Regions from separate parts of the Homo sapiens genome. Here region 1 is linked to region 2. Evidence: chromatin loops called from intact Hi-C (ENCODE). Cell type or tissue: GM12878. All regions are shown on one strand. Each heading gives the region's core, and the rest is flanking DNA. Links, peaks and the distances in the headings are about the cores only. Region 1 overlaps ALG10B (ALG10 alpha-1,2-glucosyltransferase B). Region 2 has its middle 270 kb from the start of ALG10B.

Region 1 (11,720 bases), core at 2,004-10,003, 260 kb after region 2:
TGAGCCACCGCGCCCGGCCCTACATATTCTCTATTTTTTTTTTTAAGATGGAGTCTTGCTTTGTTGCCCAGGCTGGAGTGCAATGGCACGATCTCAGCTCACCGCAACCTCCGCCTCCCGGGTTCAAGCGATTCTCCTGTCTCAGGCTCCAGAGTATCTGTGATTACAGGCATGCGCCACCACGCCCGGCTAATTTTATATTTTTAGTAGAGACAGGGTTTCTCCATGTTGATCAGGCTGATCTCGAACTCCTGATCTCAGGTGATCCACCTGCCTCGGCCTCCCAAAGTGCTGGGATTACGGGCGTGAGCCACTGTGCCAGGCCTTACATATTCTTAATTACGGGGAATAGAATGCAGCTATGATTATCTGCTTCAAGCTTCTAACCACATGTTTTCAAAATGCTCAATGACAAAAATAAGCAAATATATTTGCTTAAAGCTAAAAATGTTCAAAGAATGCATTTTTTAAAAAAAAATGAAAAATTGACTAGCATCTGTGACATTATGAAGGTAAGTAAAATGGTACCAAGTTCCTGTCAGACTAATAACTGGAAAAGATGTCCAGGAGTGCCACCTTGAGAGAAAATTTAAGACAATGCATTTTGAAAACAAAATTGGCATAAAGGGTTTCAATGTTGCTCATCACAGTTACCCCAACTAAAGGACATCACTGTAAATTTTTATAGTACAAGTGAAGAGATAAGCATGGTCTTTCAACTCAGATCCTATTATATTCTTCTGTCTTTTCATATCAGTATTCCACATGTATTTCATTCCAATGTGCCTCTTGGATATTATTTTAATGGAGAAAGGTATTCTTAGAGTCATTGGTATGTGAAGAAAGGATTTCTCTCTTTTTTTCTACTCTTTCTGGTGGTTCCTTTCTCTGTCTTCAGTCTTCCTACTTACTCTCTTCCTTCTTTTCCTAGCAATACCCCTAAAGTTCTCATGCTCATGATCCCCAGAAATACTTGTGCTTATGTGTGGGCAGGCAGTGTGTGGGTATGTGTGGGGGATATGGTTGGAGAGCTGGAGGGAATAGAATAAGACATTCTCATATGCTTTTATAATATTAATAACCAATTAGCTTTAATGTGTTACTTTTCCTTGCATTTCCTGCATTTTATGATACATTTCCCTGCATTTCAAAGAACAAAATTTATGACCAAGACATAGATTTCTAGATGTGGCTAAGTAAAAACTACTGACTTAGATCAAGATCATCCCCTCCCATGGTTCTCCACAGCCCAGGGCCTGTTTATACCTCTGAAACCTTACAATGTATTTGGCCCAAAGACCCAATGTATACATTAAACACACACACACACACACACACACACACACACACACACATACAGAGTGAAGATTCTAGGTCAAGCTAGGTTTCATCTAAATTTGATTTTTTCACTAGACCTTTAGAGAGTGATAGGGTTGCAAGGAAAATATAAAAATTACAAAGAATAGTACTTACTGAGAAAGACTGATAGGGTACCTGTTACAGGTCATGAAACGTTTCTCCTAAGACTGCATCTCTCCTCCTGGCTTCAAACCCTTTCAGATCAAATATTTTAGGGAGGTCTCCAAAACTCCTCATGTTTCTGATGGAGAGCAACCTTCTCTCTGGCTTCTGCATCACTTACAACAGGATCTACAGGAGAGTGGAGGGCCTGTCTCACAGAGCCATTCTACTGGTGCGAACTGAAACCTGGCTATCGAATCTAAATAACTATGTTTCTCTCCACACCAATTTATCTGTGGGTCTCTGCGTGGGACATATGCTTTCCTTGCTCCTCACTGTATACAGCAGAGCACTGTTCTTACTTTCTTCCTAAAAATAACCTCAGTTCTTTGGATGCACAGGCCATCAGATGATGCAAGTTTAGCAGGAATCAGTATAGCGCCCTGGTTAAGAGGGCATGTTCTGGAGCCGCATTTCCTGTTTGTAAACTATTTCAATTCCCTATGACTTATTTTCCTTGTCAGTAAAAATGGGGATCATAATAGCATTTGCCTTAGGGCATCTCTATGAGGCTTAAATAAATTCATGTTCAATATTTAGACTGGTGCCTGTCACATAGCACTGCATAAGTGTTGGCCACTGTCACCACCTGCTTCTCAGCCATATGGTTTGCATCACATTATTCTGCCTGAAATGCTTTCTGCAGTGTCTCCACAGGTTTCCATACAAATAATCTCCAGTGTGAATTTCTCCATGAAGTATGTCTTTGTCCCTTCAGTCAGATGTGATTTCTATTCTCATGTAAACACCCTAGCTCTTATATTCCTCCTCAGTGATAATCATATTGTACTTTGCATTAGTTAGCCCCCATTAGGCGAGTTCATCTTGTCTAGAGTAGGTCACTTTTGCGTTTCTTGATACCGTTTTTTTCACACAAGGTTCCCTCAAGTTGTCATTGCATTTAATAACAAATACTACGATAAACTTTGTTAGAGGACCATATTAGAAGGTGATATGGTTTGGCTGTGTCCTCAACCAAATCTCATCTTGAATTTTAGCTCCCATAATTCCCAGGTGTCATGGGAGGGACCCAGGGGGAGGTAACTAAATCATGGGGGCAGGTCTTTCCCATACTCACTCCTAGTAGTGAGTAAGTCTCACGAGAGCCAATTGTTTTATAAATGGGAGTTGTCCTGTGTAAGCATTCTCTTTGCCTGCCACCATGTAAAATGTGACTTTGCTCCTCCTTCACCTTCTGCCATGATTGTGAGGCCTCTGCAGCCATGTGGAACTGTGAGTTGATCAAACCTCTTTCCTTTATAAATTACCCAATCTCGGGTATGTCTTTATTGGCAGCATGAGAATGGGCTAATACAGAAGTCCATATTCCAAAAACTTACTGTTGCCACCTAAACTATTTTCAGGAATTCTCCCTTTTAGTTTCACAAAACCAAAAATAACACCCACAACTTCCTTATCTAATAAACAGAAAGACTACACATAACACATGTTAACTACAATCAAGACAAGGTTCTTAGGCAGGTCATGGTAGAGGAGCTTTTATTATATTAGCTTTCCAGTAGATTGACTCATTTAAAAAGGGAAAAAATCTTTTTGGAAACATTGAAGAGTAAACAAAAGAAGGCAGGAACTGGATGGACTCAGTTGAAAGATCTCACTGGGTGAGATCCATGTTTATATGGCTTTTCCCCCAGAGGGCACACCCTAGTTAGAAAGGTGCAGTATGATTGGTTTGAGGTGTGAAAGGATGGAACTCAGGACTGCTAGAGTAGCTGTAATTAGGAGAAATCTCAGAAAAGAGGGAGTCACAGAAGAAGGGAATCCCAAAATCTGTGTATAAGTCCTGGGCTGACCTCTGAGCTGCATATGATAAGAGAAACTCGAAGACACCCAATGGAAAGTAAGAGGTGGAAGTCTGCAAACACAGAGTAGGGACCACTTTCTTTTTTTTCACCACAAGACCCAAAGACTGGGGCTTGAACCCTGCCAAGTTAGATGTGTTTGGTAAATACTCTGAGCTTCCTACAGACCTAGCCTAAAAAAGAAACCCAAGCCCCAACAAGTTCAAGGTGATCAGCCAGTAATTTAACTGCTTTCTATTATTATGAGAATAAAAGGAAGATTATACAGACACCCAGGCTAGTTATGAGCACACATCACAGGTATTTAAAAAGATTTGGTTCTATTTTAAAATGACTAATAAAGCTTAGCATTAGGGAGGTGGTAGACAGGGGAAAATGGCTAACAGGACAGTGTGAGGGAAATACAAAGCTTCTAATACTTGGTTTAGGATAAGAAAATGTGTTAAATAGACACAACTCCCTCTCCCTCTCCCTCTCCCCACGGTCTCCCTCTCTCTCTCCCTCTTTCAATGGTCTCCCTCTGATGCCCAGCCGAAGCTGGACTGTACTGCTGCCATCTCTGCTCACTGCAACCTCCCTGCCCGATTCTCCTGCCTCAACCTTCCGAGTGCCTGCGATTGCAGGCGCGCGCCGCCACGCCTGATTGGTTTTCGTATTTTTTTGGTGGAGACAGGGTTTCGCTGTGTTGGCCGGGCTGGTCTCCAGCTCCTATCCGGGAGTGATCTGCCAGCCTCGGCCTCCCGAGGTGCCGGGATTGCAGATGAAGTCTCATTCACTCAGTGCTCAATGTTGCCCAGGCTGGAGTGCAGTGGCGTGATCTCGGCTCGCTACAACCTCCACCTCCCAGCCGCCTGCCTTGGTCTCCCAAAGTACCGAGATTGCAGCCTCTGCCCGGCCGCCACCCTGTCTGGGAAGTGAGGAGCATCTCTGCCTGGCCACCCATCGTCTGGGATGTGAGGAGCCCCTCTGCCCGGCTGCCCAGTCTGGGAAGTGAGGAGCGCCTCTTCCCGGCCACCATCCCGTCTAGGAAGTGAGGAGCATATCTGCCCGGCCGCCCATTGTCTGAGATGTGGGGAGCGCCTCTTCCCCGCCGCCCCGTCTGGGAAGTGAGGAGCGCCTCTGCCCAGCGCGACCCCGTCTGGGAGGTGAGGAGCGTCTCTGGCCGGCTGCCCCGTCTGAGAGGAGCCCCTCCACCCGGCAGCCGCCCCCTTTGAGAACTGAGGAGCCCCTCCGCTCGGCAGCCGCCCCGTCCGGGAAGTGAGGAGCATCTCCGCCCAGCAGCCACCCCATCCGGGAGGTGGGGGGGGTCAGCCCCTGCCCGGCCAGCCGCCCCGTCCGGGAGGGAGGTGGGGGGTCAGCCCCCAGCCGGCCAGCCACCCCGTCCGGGAGGGAGGTGGGGGGCAGCCCCCGCCCGGCCAGCCGCCCCGTCTGGGAGGTGGGGGGGTGCCTCTGCCCGGCCACCCCTTCTGGGAAGTGAGGAGCCCCTCTGCCCGGCCGCCACCCAGTCTGGGAGGTGTACCCAACAGCTCATTGAGAACGGGCCATGATGACGATGGCGGTTTTGTCGAATAGAAAAGGGGGAAATGTGGGGAAAAGATAGAGAAATCAGATTGTTGCTGTGTCTGTGTAGAAAGAAGTAGACATAGGGGACTCCATTTTGTTCTGTACTAAGAAAAATTCTTCTGCCTTGGGATGCTGTTGATCTATGACCTTACCCCCAACCCGGTGCTCTCTGAAACATGTGCTGTGTCCACTCAGGGTTAAATGGATTAAGGGCGGTGCAAGATGTGCTTTGTTAAACAGATGCTTGAAGGCAGCATGCTCCTTAAGACTCATCACCACTCCCTAATCTCAAGTACCCAAGGACACAAACACTGCGGAAGGCCCCAGGGTCCTCTGCCTAGGAAAACCAGAGACCTGTGTTCACTTGTTTATCTGCTGACCTTCCCTCCACTATTGTCCTATGACCCTGCCAAATCCCCCTCTGCGAGAAACACCCAAGAATGATCAATAAAAAAAAAAAAAAAATAGACACAACACATTATAAAATATTATCAAACATGAATTTATTTAGAAACAAAATAAAAACATGCTATTTGAACAAACTTTTTTATAAAGAATAAGTTGACTGAAAAGCAGTTTTAAATAACATCAACTCACAAATGACTTTTAGAAGCCAAATAAACATTTCTATTTTAGAGAATAGTATGTAATACATAACTTAAAAGCATATAGAACACATATTCCTACATTCTTAAAAATAAGAGATTGTGATTCCACAGAGAATTTTTCAAATATCTAAAGTATGTCCTGTTAAACCAACAATTTGCTTCCAAACAGGAGTCTCTTTTGAGAAGCTAAATATTAATTTTCAAACAACTATTTCTCCATTTGTTAACTGGAATCATTCATATTAAAACAAAGGTCTTTATGTCAATGTATGTTAATATGGCTGAAGGCTCCAGCCCTGAGTTATTTTTTTACTTCCTTAAATTCATAATTACAACATATATCAATTTGAGGTATCATGACAAAAACAGAAACAAAAGACACAATGGTAGATGAGAATCTATCTCCCTGTGGAAGAGGCAAAATTAGTGTGGACCTCATTTTTCTGACCTATAAAACTAGGAAGTATAATCACATTACTTGCGACAATTTTTCCTTCTAAAATGCCATGAATTTGAAGGTAGACTTCATGCCTTTCTCCATCATAACAATAGAGTTAAGAATATTGATTTTGGAGTCAGGCTGCCTGGTTACGAATCCCAGCTCAGACAGTTATTTTGTAATCTTGGAAAAAATACTTCACCTCTCTATACTAAGTTTCCCCATGTGTACGGTACTGATCTCATAGAGTTGTTATGAGACTAACATGGGTAAATCACTTTATAACAGTGGCTGATACAATGTTACACGAGTTTTCAAATGAGATATCATCACTCATTGTTTGTGGGAAAAGATTCTAACTATGTCATATGAATGAAGTATGCCATATGCAAAGATCATATCATATGGGAAGATATATTAGGTTAAATCGTCTAATGATTACAAAACACAAAGTGAGGTTTTTTTTGTTTGTTTTTTTTACATTTATCTTAGCTTCATACAACGCAGAAAACATTTGAATAACATTAGATAAATAGATATAAATGATTATAAATCTTTGTGGTTTAAAACAATAAAACACTATAAAAGAGTTTAATTCAGACTAATAAAAGTTTAACTACAACACTTGGAAATGTAGCACAATATCTCCACCTAGTGGACACCTTAAAAATTTTTACAGATAGTGCTCAGCCTTTTTTTATCACTGGCGGAAAACTTTTCAAATAGAAGTAATTTCACGAATATAGAGGGATAAAAAATAGAAAATAAGTTAAACACTATATTACCAGTGCTCCAAAACATCACCGCTAAAATACATTTTAGTAAGTTGTATAACTCAAATGTTTTTCTAAAACAGGGTGTAATAGAGTCAAATAGTAGTTTTGGTTTAGAAACTTAAAATATACCAAAGACAGCATGTAAGTCATCAGAAATACTTGACCATGACTTAGCAATTAATTTTTAAAAATTAGCTGTAACAAAATTTAGAATTTAAAAATTACAGAGCTTTAAAGATGTCAGATACCTTTAAAAGACATTTGAACTACTTGCTATCTAACTCTTGTGTAGTATCTTTGATAAATAGAAATCTTATCTCCAATGAATGAGAATCTTACTTTTTTTCTGGGCTTGTTTCCCTAAAAAGACTAAACAATTAGAAGTTATGCTTTTCATGATTTGCAATCTAATTGTTGACCTCTGATTTACACTTCAGGCAATACAGAATTAAGTCCAATCTTTCAAATAATTATTCTTCAAGAGAGCTTATCAAGTGATAGAATTTCCACTTATCCAAATTAAATATCCCACATAATTTTAGTCATTTATCTTACAACAAAATTATAAGGAGTTATCATGTTGTTCATGCTCTTTTGAACAGTTTGTAGCATTTTAAAAAATGACTATATCCAGTACAAAAATAACACGTCATGAATGGTTTGGAAACTGCAGAGAGCAAACATGGATTTTCACCTCTCTCTCCATATACTACTTCTTTTGATTTAAAAAAAATTGAAAAAAAACTTTTCATAGTGAGGCAGAATATGACGGTCAAAAACTCACAGGCTTGGGAGTCATACCAATCTATGTTCATTTAGTGACAGTGTGGACTTTGGGCAAATCACCTGACCTGACCGACCTTCAGTTTCTTCAGCAGTCAAAGAGAAATCAACATCTGCCTCATAGAAATATAAATGTAGCATCAAATGAGACAATATTTGTAAATCAGCTAGTATAATGCCTAAAACATTATAGGTGTTCAATGAATGATGGCAACCATCATTATTATTGTTACTTTTTCTCCTTTTTTCATCTTATATATGCCATACACACACATATATGGTTCAACTAAACTGAATTAAGTTTCACTGTGAAAAACCAATACATTTAATATTTTTCTTGTTGGAAGCTGGCACAGTGGCTCATTGTAAATCCTAGCACTTTGGGAGGCCAAGGTGGGAGGATCACTTGAGGCAGGTGTTTTGAGACCAGCCCACACAACATAGTGACACCCTGTCTCAATTCTTACAAAAAAAAAAAAGGAGAAATTATATGTATACACACACACATACATTACATATATACAAATTTGTATATATAAATACGTATATATTTGTATATATAAATATATATATATGTATTTTCTTTTCCTTGTTAGAAAAATACTGTATTGTCTTTTGGTCTGATGGTGATAGGCTGAGATAAAATTTAATTAACATTAAATTCATCAAAAATTTATCTCTTAAAAAAGCACAATATAGAGATATTATATTGTGACAGAATTTCTTACCCTAGAAATAATTTTTCAAATCTCAAATATTAAATATTAGTGTTGACTCATGGATATATGTTAAAAATATGTCCTCAATCTCTATTTTTATTATAATTTTCTCAGTTACACAAGTTTTTGTATATTGGAAACGTCAGTTGTCAACATTAAATACATAAAAATGCCCTATATAAAAAATAATTAACAGCTATTCCTAGAGTGGTAAAATGTAGCCCAACTAAAAAAAACAAAGTATTTGTAATTAGTTGAAATGTCTTTTACCTTTAAATTCTTTAACCTGTTATTCGTTGAAGGTTACTGATTTTTCTTATTTTAAATAGAAATAAGAATATTTTCTTATTTTAAATAAAAAGCAATTATTTTGAAATTATACCCTTAATAGGGTATAAAGTTTCTTTAATAAGAAACTTTCCTTTAAAGTGTTATAACCTTTTAATGGTTGAAAGTTATTTGTTTTTCTTATTTTAAATAAACAGTAATTATGTTGAAATCATATCCTATCAAAGAAACAACATGTTTACAAGTAAATACATGTATAAGCATTAAATGCTAGCAGGGGTCTCCAATCTTTTGGCTTCCCTGGGCCACACTGGAAGAACCATCTTGGGCCACACATAAAATACACGAACACTAATGATAGCTGATGAGCTAAAAAATAAAATAAAATAAAATAAAATAATAAATAAAATAAAATAAAATAAAATCACAAAATATCTCATCATGTTTTAAGAAAGCTTACAAAATTTGTGTTGGGGCCGCATTCAAAGCCATCCTGGGCTGCATGTGGCCTGTGGGTTGAACAAGCTTGCACTAAGGCAAATAAAAATTGTTAACACTGGGTCAGAAAATTACACAGAAAAATGTTTAGGATGACTCTTATTATGAAACATGATTTACTTCCTAAAATTAGCCACGGTTATGTAGGATGTTTTTTCTATTCACTTCACTCTATACTAAAAACTTCATTCAGTATATATTTACTCAATATTTATCATATGACATACTTATAAATATTATGAGTATATGGCAGGAATGAATCCTTTTTAAAATAAGGTTATACACATACCAATCAGACACTGACTAGAGTTAGGACAAATACTATTCTCATTTGAAATGAGGACTAAAGACTAAACCACTTGCCTTATTGATCCCAGAGCCACAACCAAATATAAAAATCTTAACTCCCATGTTAAATGTTTTTTTCTACAAGCCCACAGTTCCTAAGTCATATTTCAATTTCCATTTAAAAATTTTCAAATTTATATCACAATTCTTACTTGCTTCACTTTTTAATGAAATTCCAATTACTTCAAAGATAATAAACGCTTGCTAACCTAATAAACACAAAATTTATTTCTTCATGTGAATAAATATTTTATTTAAAAGTGAGTCCAAAATAACAGTCCACTATTTAGGTGGTATAAATAAAAATGGTAGATCCCTTCCTCTCTCCTCTCTTCCAACAATTCTAAGGAAAATAATATCAAGCCAAGTGGCAATTAAGTTCAAACTAGAAATACATTTCATTAAGCTACGTATTTATTAGAAATAAATTACATTAGGCTATTTACACAAGTTATTTTATGACTGGCTATGCACATTTCAGAAATAACTCTAAGAAGACAAAGAAAAGGCCAGACAGCTAAAATAATTTATCTTGCCAAAATGAGATGCTAAGTTTAAACTGAGAGATGCTATCTTTCCAAATCATTTAAATACATAGACGCAGTTCAAAAGATTCCTGACTATCCATTAATGGAAAACATAAACGTTAACAAAATTCACAGCATACCTGAATCTTACTCATGCTACCTAAAGATAACATATCTCTAGAATTTCACAGAAGATAGAATCAGTTCAAAATGATGTATTACTGAACCTATAATGATTTATGGACTAGATATTTTTATGACACTTTTCAAAATAGACATACTCACAGACTTTAGTAATGGTAACTGTAGGGCTCCAGATGCCCTCGAGCAGGGCAATATTTTTTTCATAATCACCTAATTTTAATCAATTCAGCTAAGTCTAATGTTTAAAAATTCATGAAAAAATATCTATCTACTCAATAACTTTTGAAAACACAAATATAACTAAGAATGTTTCTAAAAGCAAGGATCTAAACACCTAAGAATGGTCTTCTCAGTTGTTTCAAGTGAATGACTTTGAGTTTAGTATCATTTCTTGAACGACTAAAGGCAAAATGATCTGTTGTGCCAAGTTCTTACATAATCATTTTATCTGTTATCTATTTTGGAAAATTCACCAGCAAATGGCCATCTTTGAACTGCCTAGAAAATTTAACGAAGACATTTATCTTAAATTCGAAAGTATTGATAAGCATTCCTGTTTTAAAATAATAAATAGTTGAAAATAGCACCTTTTAATACATGGCATTCTTTTCTTAAAATGCCAAGTACTATATTTTATGTATTTTATAAAAAATGTGGAAGATTAACCTGTTTCTCTCTGAATGTAGATTTTCACCAAAACATCTCTTAAACAGCAGGGACTCAACACTTAAAAATGAACTAGAAGAGCTGGGCACAGTGGCTCACGCCTGTAATCCCAGCACTTTGGGAGGCGAGGCAGGTGGATTACCTGAGGTCAGGAGTTCGAGACCAGCCTGGCTAACACGGTGAAACCCCGGCTCTACTAAAAATAGAAAAAATTAGCCAGGCTTGGTGGTGGGCGCCTATAATCTCAGCTACTCGGGAGGCTGAGGCAGGAGAACTGCTTGAACCCAGGAGGTGGAGGTTTCAGTGAGCCAAGATCGCGCCATTGCATTCCAGCCTGGGGGACAAGAGCGAGACTTCTCCTCAAAGACAAAAACAAACAAAAAAAGATATAGAACAGTGATCCCTCCAAAGAGCAGTCTTCTTTAATTACAGGGTAGAATATTTTCCTCAATTTTGCCAGACTAGATCAGAGTGGAAGCTTCTCCTCTCAGAAGTATTCCTAAATACAAAATCCTTGCATTAATATTATCAGACAAAAAGTTACTTTCCCTAAATTACACATTCTTTTTTCAATTTTGACTTCCCAGATTTAGTTCTCCACTATAGTAAATTAATGACAAAAGTATAATTTCTTTGAGTGTCCTCTCTCATCTAATTTTTAAGAAGTCTGGGTAAAACACGTTTTTCTACAATCACTGTTATAACTAATGCCGATCTATTTTCTGAGTACTAGAGTACAACCAAAAAATGGCCTGCATTTATTACTCAAATTATACTTGTAATTTTCACCTGCACACAATTTTATATTTGTAAATGTAGACTCATCACTTAAAACTCAGAGAAGCAAAATTTGACATTGAGGGGAAAGTAATTTGTTCACTTATAGCTACTTTTAAAGTTTAGAAACATAAAATTATGTTAAAAGATGAGTTCTATTCACAATTCTAAGTTTACATGTCAAAGTTAACATGCCCAAATAATACTTTCCTGTAATGGAATGACAACCCAAAAAATACA
Region 2 (11,720 bases), core at 2,252-10,251:
CACAGAGTTAAACCTTTCTTTTCATTCAGCAGTTTGGAAACACTGTTTTTGTAGAATCTGCGATTTAATTTTTTAATGTTATACTCTCTTTTTCGCCATAGGCCTCAATGAGCACCCAAATGTCAATTGGCAGAATGGACAAAAAGAGTGTTTCCAAACTGCTGAATCCAAAGAAAGGTTTAACTCTGTGAGATGAATGTACACATCACAAAGCAGTTTCTCAGAATGTTTCTTTTTTGTTTTTTTTCTGAAGATGTTTCCTTTTTACCATGGGCCTCAATGCACTCCCAAATATCCCTTTGCAGATTCTACAAAAACGAGGTTTCCAAACTGCTGAAAGAAAAGTAAGTTTTAACTCTGTGAGATGAATGCACACATGGCAAAGTGGTTTCTCAGATAGCTTCCTTCTAGTTTTTATCCTGGGATATTCGATGTGATGGTGGAAGCGGGGTCAAAGAATTGCTATGTTGCTGGCTTTGAAAATGGAGGAAAGGAGTGAGAATCTAAGGAATGTGGTTAACTAATGAAAGCTGGAAAAAATACAGAATAGATTCTCCCTTAGAGCTTCCAGAAGGAATACAGCTTTGCTAACACTTTGATTGTAACGAGATCTAGGCCAAACTTCACACCTATAGTGAGATATATGCCAAACTTCACCCTATTTTAGCAAGATCTATCTCAAACTTCAAATGTATAGAACTATAAGATAATATATTAGGGTTGTTTTAAGCCATTATATTTGTGGTTATTTGTTATGGCAGTAAATAAGAAACTAATACACCAGGTATAGGTAACATAGTAACACTTGCTTACTAGAGTATTTCTGTGGTATGCTGACTTGGTAAATTCCTTAGTGGGGGTAAATTTTGAGTGCTGGATCACTCATATTAAAGTTCAAGAAACTCAATATTAGCATTAACTGAGGATGGCTTTAGCTAGAAATGCAAAGCATAAGAAATACAAGAAACTAAATACATGACTATAGCTTGCTAAGAACACATTTGACATGCGGTTACCACATGATGTGTTTATTAAGAATAGTCTCTTCCTCCAAATTATCTGAGATGTCAGGAACTAAACAGTTGCACTGTATGTTTTTTAAGATGTTTTAAAACTGTGAGCCTGTATTATTTTTACAGAATTTTAAAAATGGAGGCTGTCTTCTCCACAAAGGAGAGGACTCCCAGGTGTTATGAAAACTGAGATTAAAATTTGACATTCAAGATTTTTGAGTAAGTTGTCACCACTTGTTGCTCATGTACTAGGTGCCATACAGTGTTTTGTGGTTTAGCATGTATTTCATCACATATGTATCACATATTATATACTAAAGTTGAATAAAATTAGTATTCTTCCAATTTTAGATTAATACATCTAGGCAATATAAATACCTTGTTACAGATAGAACCAAGACTTGAACACATGCTTTTGTGCAATTTCAAATTCTTTCTATTACCCTATAGTGACTTATTTTGTTTAGCTTTACAAATATTGTCTTTATCAACAAATATTAATGTGGAAAGTGAAGATGATTGCCATCAGGGTTATTTGTAATAAGAACTCCTTATTTATCCAGGATGATTAAAATATCTCTAGAAAAGAATAATGTCACTGGTGCAATGAATTTGGTCCAAAATACATCTCGTCATTTTGCAGCATTAATTGTACAAAGCTTTCTCTAAATTTGAAATCTATGTTTTTAAAACACAGTGATTGACAAATTGACAATGACCTCATTAGGTAGTGACAGAAATGATTCTGAGAAAATAGGTGCTGTCAATCTAGCAGAGAAATGAACAAGAATTTTGGAAGATCCTGCTAATATTGAGTAGTATTTGCTATATGCGGTGAATCTAAAAACTAAAAAATGCACATTTCATAATTAAGGGGTAGAAATGGTTATAGCTTGAGTTTGGGCTAAGATAAAGTGTAACTGGCGAGAACAGAGAGTACATGTTGAAAATAAAGAGACGCGAGGTTGAATAGATTAGGATTAGATTATGAAGGATTTTTGAAAGCAGGCATGGTAGATCATAGAGATATAGAACATAAGTGATTGATTAAGGCAATGATAGGATGATCTGTTAGCAGCATTTAGGATAATCCATAGCAGGGAAAGAGCTGAATGAGAAACTACAGGTAGGAGGCCGGGCGCGGTGGCTCACGCCTGTAATCCCAGCACTTTGGGAGGCCGAGGCAGGTGGATCATCAGGTCAGGAATTCGAGACCAGCCTGACCAACATGGAGAAACCCCCATCTCTACTAAAAATACAAAAAAATTAGGCAGGCATGGTGGCATGCACCTGTAATCCCAGCTACTCAGGAGGCTGAGGCAGGAGAACCCAGAAGGCAGAGGTTGCAGTGAGCCAAGACTGCACCACTGTATTCCAGCCTGGGCGACAGAGTGAGACTCCATCTCAAAAAAAAAAAAAAAAAAGAAAGACAGAAAGAAAGAAACTACAGGTAGGAAAACATTATTACATCTCTAGGTCCTAATCCTCTCTGTTCTGAACAGTATCAATACACATAAAGTTGGAAATCTTTGGTCTTAGAAATCTCCATAGCTTATTTTTTTCTCATTTTTAAAATATGGACTAAAATACTCAATTCATTCCTTTTAAAAATAATTTATATTTTTCAGCTAAATATAAAATTGGGAAATTTTATCCTAATAGTTACATAGATGTACATATTAATATAGCAACTCAGCAGTTTTACAATGCATTTCATGACCATTTTCCAACTAGAGATCCTGAACAACCCTATGAGGTGGACGAAGAAAATAGCCTCATGCTCATTTTAAATCTACAGTAACAGAGACTCCAAGACGTTAAGGGGTGAATTCACGGTAAGAACCGGTCTGCTGCCTTTTGATTTCTCATCTGAAACTATCTTCGTGGTAACAATCACTTTGGAAATGAAAATAAATTAGTTAACCCCCCCACTCCCGCCTCTTGGATGTAATATGAGCTCCCTGCTCTCTGTAAGCTATCTAGCTATTGCACAAGAAATCTGAAGTGCATTCTTACCAAGGATTACAATAAATTCTGGTTGGTACTGAAACATCTACTTGTATTTCTATTATTTGCATTCCAGTACTCATGAAGTTTATAATTTCTTTTAATTAAAAGTTAACCATTGTTCATGATGCATGCTTTGGAGATCTAAGTTCCTTCTATTATCTTCATATGAAATTGAAGACACAAAACAAAGCCAACCTGACTGTGAGCTAACACATAGATGGTTTCCTTTGTAATATGTACGTGAAAGACTCCAGAATGTCCCCAATTTCCATTTGCTGTTTCACAGTGGCTGTTCAAACTGCTAATATGGGTGTGCCTGTGTTGACAGCAAGCCATTTTGTGTGTAAGTGCTTATAAGTGACAGGGCGAGGGTGAGGGCAAAGCAGTGTTTACCCAAAAGCAAGTATATAAGAGAAATGAGCTCTCAACAATGAGTATGGGGGCAGGGGATGTGAAGCCATGAGATTTTTTTTTTTGAGTTCTTATAAATGTGATGAAAGGAGAACTTAAGTGAATTTGGCAGTACCTAAAAGAAAATTATTTTATTTCTAAAATGAAGGTTCACAAGCCAAATCTATGTATTCGTGTTCTATTATTTGTAATATTGATAAAACTGTTTTGGTGTTTATCCAGCAGTGAAATCCCTCTTCAGAAGCTCAAGAAAGTTTCTTTTCTCTACTATGGGTTTAACAAACCAACTCATACTCTGTTAATAATAGCTAATATTTCTGCATCCTCACTTTGTGTCAGGTATGTTCCTAGGGTTTTATGTACATTATTTCAATTAATATTGCAATAGGTATCATAACAATCTCGAGAGGAAGACGGTCTTTTTTCAAACAGAATAACTGAAGGTAAGAGAGGGTAAGGAATTAGCCCACGGTGACCCAGACAGGATGTAGTGGGGCCAGGATTTGAACTCTAGTGCCTGACTCCACAATCACTCTTTTTACCAGGAGGTAATATAGGTGCCCCAAAGCTGTGACTATGGTAGTGCCAACCGAAGGGGAATACGATATCTTTGAGCTCTGTAGGTGAGATCTTTGTTTTTTTTTTTTTCCTGGGTATCTTGTAAGATCTTATTAAATATTTAAACTAAAAACTTGTAACATGATTTTCGATTCTTACTCTCATAATTAAGCATGTTGTTGATAAGCTAGAGAAAGTGGCACACAAATGCAATTCATCAGAACAAGAATGAAATGAATTATTTGCTGAGTTATTTGAAACAACAGAAGTAAAAACAGAGTGGAACTCACATTTTGCAATAGAAAAAAAAATCAGGAAGTCAGGAAGTCAGCGGGAATGTCAGATGAAATGTTTCTTGCATGAGCAGGAAACATGTTACTTCATTCTGGTTTTAGAATGGGAGTAGTGATCAACACCAACTCAATTAGTTTTACTTCTCTAATTGTAGACTTGTGGGGAACTGAGGAAGGCTCAGCTGTGCAAGAGTGACACTCTCTCTGCCTAAACTCTTTGGAAGTTGCCTTATGTTGACTGAACACTATCAGATGCAGAGCTTTCCACACCAAATTCTGTATCTGAATTTAGGGGAAAGCACCCTTCCCCAGCATCTCCCTAACATACTGAACATGTTTCCATCTTTCCAAGCTGATATCTGCAGAGGCAATGAGACCTGGTTTTTCTGTCTCCCATCTCTCTGTCTCTGCCATCTTATCATAAATCACTTAGCCAGAAGGCACAGGCTTTTGCTTTTCCTTCCTGTCTGTTCAGAACTTTCCTCTGCACTATATTGCTCTCCTTGTTGAGGTAGTGGCCATTCCTTCTCTCCTTTCTTAAAAACTGTGATGAGACAGGAAATCTAAACATGCTCATGGATATAATTTGGGATATATACTTAAAATAACATAAAGCTGTTTCACATGTTTACTTCCATCTAAACATGTGTTAGAAGAAATGGTTGTTTTTGCAATTTAAAAATTTAATATGGACAGAAGAGAATAAAACTAGGAAGTTCTGAGGTAAAGCAAAAGATAGCCAAGATGATGATGTTTAGCAACATGAGTTAAGCAACATAATAGCCTTATGAGGATACAAATAAATGATTCAGACATGAGTAGTCTGGAGCTCCAATTTAGATAGCAGACAGAAGCTTAAATGTGGTTACTACCAGGAATTATAGTTTCAGATAGAGTCTTAAAGCATTGATGTCCAGAAAGAATCCCAGTGTGTTAGAGGCTGGATGACAGTGGGAGGTATGGTAAAGAGAATGAATAATAAAGATTGTGCAATTAAAGGTCTAGGGTAAGAATGTTGAGATAAAGGGAGAAATTCATTCATCTGTACAAAATATTAAATCACCATACTCATTATTGCATTTATTAAAAATGAATAAGCACTTAGGGAAGATAGCAGATTCCAAGCTGTATATTTTATGAGTGCCTAGAAAACAATGGGAGAATGTCAAAAAAAAAAAAAAAAAAAGCTAGGTCTCTGTTTTATAATCAGTACTTCTTTTCTTCTTCACAGACAGGAGTAGTGTGCTGCATGGGGAAATAACAGTGTTGATAGATGATAGAAAGAAATGAGTACCTCTCTCTTCTTTGCTTCTGCCCTTTTTTTCTGGCAAAGATATTAGAATAGAGTAGAAACATCAGAATAGAATTTAAAGAATAGAACAAATATTTTAAAACAGAAATTGAAATCCAAGTTAGTCAAAAAATTGAGAGGAAACCTGCTTTTAATGAATTTAAATATTTGGTTCCAATGGATAATAACACAGGGGTCGTTGAGCCAATTTGCAAAACTTCACTGATTGTTAAAACAGTGTCACAACAGCAAGTTGGGAAATGATGAAGAATTAAAAGGGTTCCAGCAAACTGTAAATATATAGGCAAAGTCATTGTCAAAGTCAAGAAAATGCTTGATATCACTGTAACAAAACAATTATAGGATAGATTGTAAAAAGTAATGGTTTGGGCCTTCATTTGAATATAGTTACTAAATATCATTCTCTTTCTGGAAATTATTCACAACCAACAAGGAGAAGTGAAACAAAATTATAAAATCTGAATAAATAAATAGAATCTATTTTTGGGGAAAACTAGAAGTCAACGAAAACTCCAGATTCTCAAATAGCTGGAATGATGCTCAAAAGAATAGAAATAGAACAGGTGGACCCCTGAAAGAAAGTGGAGGAAACAAGGATCCCACTGGAAAAGTTGGCTTTGACTGTAGATTTCAGGAAGAACCAGTAAGAATACCACTATTTAAACTGAGAGGCCTACCCTGAAGTGTAAAACCGAAGTCCACACTGTGCAATATGAAGAGCAGCATGACAGAGTGTAGTCTTTCTATCAGGAAAAAGAAAAATCCATGGCTACTTATTCTTGTTGGTTGTAGAGAAGTCACAGCTAAACAATCCTCAGGTAGATCATGGTAATGGGATGTATCCCGTGTCTCACATGAAAATTCTGAAATAGCAAATCCAGAAAAATACACAACAACAAGAAAACTACAATAAGGAAAAAACTTATTGAAATAAAGAATAAGTTTAAAAGGCAGGGTAGTGGGAGAAACAGAAAAAGAAAACGAAGATGAAGGATGTTGTGGCAGCTGTTGCTTTTCAACTTCTGTCGCGGTCCCCTAAACCTAATTTCATCCGTTTTGTGAGCAAAAGAATCCTAATTTATAGTTGTCATGGCCCATCCAGCTGAGAAACTATGTCTCCCAGTTTCTTTTAAAGATACACATGGCTCCTTGACTAAGTTTGGGTCAAAGAGATATATAAGCAGAAGTGTTAGGTGGAATTTTGAAGAATTACTTGAAAAGAAAGTGATACTTTCTTCTCCCCCTCATCCTCCACAGTTGAATTTCTAGCCAGAATGAGATACAATGAGTCAGAATGATCGTAGGTAATTTTGTGGGCACTCACCAGCTCCAGGCTACCGGATACCAATCTCCTTTTGTTTGTTTGTACATGAATTGGGGATAAATTTTATTTGTGCTACAGTCCTTTGGGGTTTTACTGTTACATTCAGCTGGAAACAAACAACAGAGAAGTGTTCTCATGGAACAAGTAAAAATTTTCATTTGCCAAGACTTTGCTTATTATTAAAATACAGAAATAAACTAAACATTCTATAAAACAAGTGTATAAAACAAAAATGTAAGTACTCAAGGAGAAAAATGATATGATAGCAGCAGGAAATAAAAAGAAATTGGCATAATTCAGGAAAGAAGTAAAAGGAAAAAATATAAAGCCATCACAAAAAGCAGGACAAATTTTGAGGATCACAGTGAGAATAAACACTGTAGAAAACAATTAAAGACATTGATGACAAACTAAAATGAAAATAATAAAGGAGTTTTAAAGGATTAGAGAAAATAATAGCTATGGAGATCAACAAAATATATTATAATATTCATAATTATTCTTCTATGAAGTTAACTGAAATGATTGAACAGAACAAATATTTAAAGATATACTTTTTAAAATAAAAGAGGATTTGAATGGATATACTGTTTCCCATGAAAATTTACCTAAAAATTAACAAAGGCACATCCTGGTAAATATACTGCACTTCCAAGATAATGATGGTATTCTTTTTTTTTTTTTTTTTTTTTTTTTGAGACGGAGTCTTGCTCTGTCGCCCAGGCTGGAGCGCAGTGGCATGATCTCGGCTCACTGCAAGCTCCGCCTCCCGGGTTCACGCCATTCTCCTGCCTCAGCCTCCCGAGTAGCTGGGACTACAGGCACCCGCCACGACGCCCGGCTAATTTTTTGTATTTTTAGTAGAGACGGGGTTTCACCGTTTTAGCCGGGATGGTCTCGATCTCCTGACCTCGTGATCCGCCCGCCTCGGCCTCCCAAAGTGCTGGGACTACAGGCGTGAGCCACCGCGCCCGGCCAATGATGGTATTCTTTAGGCAACAGGTAGATAGATAAAGTCACTTATGAAGTGTGAAAAAGCCAAGCTAGCCCTAGTCTTCCTTAGACATGAAGGAAGGTAGAGTAATACCTCTGAAATCTTCCAGGAAAAAAGGAGCCAAAGATTTCATACCAAATGTAACTGTATTTCAAGGATAAAATGTTACAGATCAATCATGATCATATAAGAACCAGGTAGTAAAATGTTCCTATAAGACTTTCTTAAGATCAACTTCACCTAACCAAGAAACAATTGGTTAACATTGTCTACAAGTAAGACATAAACACGTGTATTTTAGGGTAGTGGGACATAATATTGCTACTTGTAGGAAGCAGGATTACATGCATTATCAGAACTTTTAGTTATCAAGTAAAATTATAACAAAAACAAAAACCTTCTTAAGATAGAAATATACGAGCAAGGGGAACACAGTAAAGGATTTTATTAAATCTATACAACATATTCTCAAATAAGCTGCAAAAGATATTTCAAAGTACAATAGAATTGTACAACACTGTGAATTTACTAAATGTCGCTATATTGTTCACTTTAAAATGGTTAATTTAATGTTATGTGAATATCATCTAAATTTCAAAAGTACAACAGAATTAAGATCAAACATTCTTGTGATATTATTTAACCTAAATGGGCTATGCTTACCTATTAAAAGAAAAAAACTCAATGGATCACAAAGTGAAACCCAACTAGAATGAACAGAAAGACAGTCTAAAGCAAAGTGTCTCAAAAAGATTGATGTTAAAAAGAATTGACACAACAAAAGAAACTATCATCAGAGCGAACAGGCACCCTACAGAATAGGAGAAAATGTTTGCAATCTATCCATCCCACAAAGGTTTAATGTCCAGAATCTACAAGGAACTTCAACAAATTTACAAAAAGACCCACAATCAACCCCATTAAAAAGTGGACAAAGGACATGAACAGACACTACTCAAAAGAAGATATTCATGTGGCCAAGAAACATTTAAAAAAGCTCAACATCACTGATCATTAGAGAAATGCAAATCAAAACCACAATAAGATACCATCTCACAACAGTCAGAATGGCGATTATTAAAGTCAAGAAACAACAGATGCTGATGAGGTTGCACAGAAATAGGAATGCTTTTACACTGTTGGTGGGAATGTAAATTAGTTCAACCATTGTGTAAGATGGTGTGGTAATTCCTCAAAGATCTAGAACCAGAAATACCATTTGACCCCGCAATCTCTTTACTGGGTATATACCCAAAGGCATATAAATAGAATTACAAAGATACATGCACACATATGTTCATTTGCAGCACTATTCTTTGCAGCAATAGCAAAGACATGAAATCAATCCAAATGCCCATTAATGATAGACTAGGTAAAGAAAATGTAGTACCATGGAATACTATGCAGCCATAGAAAAGAATGAGATCATGTCCTTTGCAGGGATGTGGCTGGAGCTGGAAACCATTATCCTTAGCAAACTAACACAGGAACAGAAAACCAAACATTGCATGTTCTCACTTATAAGTGGGAGCTGAACAATGAAAACACGTGGATACAGGGAGAGGAACAACACACACTGGGGCCTCTCGGGGGTATGGTGAGGGGAGGGAGTGCATTAAGAATAATAGCTAATGTATGCTGGGTTTAATACGTAGGTGATTGGTTGATAAGTGCAGCAAACCACCATGGCACATACTTACCTATGTAGCAAACCTGCACATCCTGCACATGTACCCAGAAATTTAAAATTAGAATTAAAAAAGAATTGACAAATGTGCACTAGAAAATAAAAACAAACAAGGCAGAAATCATATTCACATGAGGCAAAATCTAATTCAGAGCAAAATGCATTACAAGAGACAAAGTAGAATGCTTTATAATGTGGGAAGTAAAGATACAAAAGTTATTAATACATTTTCAATAAACAATATGCCATCAACATTCATAAAGAAAAAAACTCCCAGTTACAATGAGAAATAGACACAAAATTACTAATAATGTAAAATTTTGGTTCATTCCTTTTAGTTTATCACAGTCAAGGCACAAAAAAAAAAAAAATGAAAGCTGGCACGTGAGATTTAAATTACACAAATAAAAGGGTAAATATAATTGATTTATACGAAACCCTGAAAAGAGAGAATAGACTGTCCTTTCAAGTGGCTATGGAACTTTTGCAATATGAAATTTTGAAATGCATTTGCCCATGTATTAGAAAGAAATCCTCAGTAAATGTCAAAAAGTAATATTAGATTATGCCCTCCCTTCACTGTGTAAAAATACCTAAAATTAAAAAAAACACACACAGAAAACAAAAGCATTAAAAGCTGATTTAAAAAGCTTTCCCATATAAAATTATTTATTTTAAAAAATCTAAATTGAAATTTAAAATATCCAGTAAATTATAATAGTGAAAATACTGCATATCCAATACATGAAACTTATTAAGACTGTGTTCAGAGTAAAATTTTCAGCTTAAATAATTTAATCAAATGTGGCATTAAAGAATTCCAAAAAGAAAGAAAATAAATGAATTATGCATCCAACTTAAGAAATTTAGAAAAAAATTGTTAAAGCAATAAAATAATAAAATAGTGAGTTAATAAATGGCAAAAGAGAAAAACACTTAAACCAATACATCCAAAAGTTGCTTCTTAAAAGAACAGTAATAAAATAAAGCAATAAAAATGAATTTATTTTTTAAAAGGAGAAATCATAGGTGAGAAAAGGAAGAAGTGATAATATAAACATAACCATATCGAAACAGTCCTAAGACACTGATATGCTCACCCTTTTTAAATATATTTTATGGACAGAGAAAATGGCAAAGTTTAAGTGAAAAACAAAGACCAGAATTGTTATACTTACAATAAAATGAGAAATTTGTCAAGATGCTCGGTCTCACAGTTTTCCAAAATGCACGAAGCTCACATTGTGTCAGAGTAAGTTATAACAATGTTTTGAAAAACAAATATTTTCAAAATAACTTAAAATATTCTCAAACATAGAAAAAAAAAACTTCTAATTATTTCTGTAAAGCCCCCAAAATGTGATATCAAAGCACAAAAGAATCGACTAAAAAGAGAATTAACACTTTTACTTATAAAGAAATACAGGTAGCCCGGCCCGGTGGCTCACGCCGGTAATCCCAGCACTTTTGGAGGCCGAGGCGAGTGGATCACGAGGTCAGGAGATCGAGACCATCCTGGCTAACATGGTGAAACCCCCGTCTCTACTAAAAATACAAGAAATTAGCTGAGCATGGTTACACGCACCTATAGTCCCAGCTACTTGGGAGGCTGAGGCAGGAGAATCACTTGAACTTGGGAGGCAGAGGTTGCAGTGAGCTGAAATCATGCCATTGCACTCCAGCCTGGCCGAGAAAGCAAGACTCCGTCTCAAAAACAAAAAACAAAAAAACAAAAAACAAAAACAAACAAACAAACAAAACTAAAAGAAATGCAAGTGTTAAAAAATACTAAAACAAATTTGTGAACTAAAACCATGTTCCATACTTGCTGAAAAGACAGTCCAAAATCTAATATGTGTTTTTAAAATTTAATAAAATAGAGCAGATGAACTTACTTAACATGATAAAATATATTTATCTCAGATGACAAGTCAACATCATTCTTAATGGGAAAACATTAACATCAAAAAACAAAATATTTCTTATTATTGTTCTAAAGCTACTAACCAAAACGATTAGAAAAGAAAAATGATCATTGGTACAAATTTTTGAAAAAAAAATAATATTATTGCTAATATACAAATGATATGTTTTGTTATTGGAAAATCACAAAGGAAT

The links. Hi-C counts contacts between places; a loop is a spot of excess contacts. Peaks named below come from ENCODE experiments on the same cell type or tissue, not always from the same donor. Only the 100,000 strongest peaks of a DNase experiment are listed, where the experiment ranks them.
Region 1: it touches region 2 in a loop (2.5-fold over the local background); 1 of 110 quality-filtered maps calls a loop at or near these places.

What each region holds. Positions count from the first base shown.
Region 1 is chr12:38,323,395-38,335,114 of GRCh38, reverse strand. It overlaps ALG10B (ALG10 alpha-1,2-glucosyltransferase B), which reads right to left. Exons shown (of 3, transcript NM_001013620.4): 3 at 5,394-11,720. Among named protein-coding and RNA genes, the nearest start is that of ALG10B, 12 kb to the right of the region's middle. In GM12878, for the core only: a CTCF peak has its summit at 6,594 (motif pointing left); no DNase peak of the experiment used is centred there.
Region 2 is chr12:38,580,458-38,592,177 of GRCh38, reverse strand. No RefSeq gene overlaps it. Among named protein-coding and RNA genes, the nearest start is that of ALG10B, 270 kb to the right of the region's middle. In GM12878, for the core only: no CTCF peak of the experiment used is centred there; a DNase peak (open chromatin) is centred at 6,877.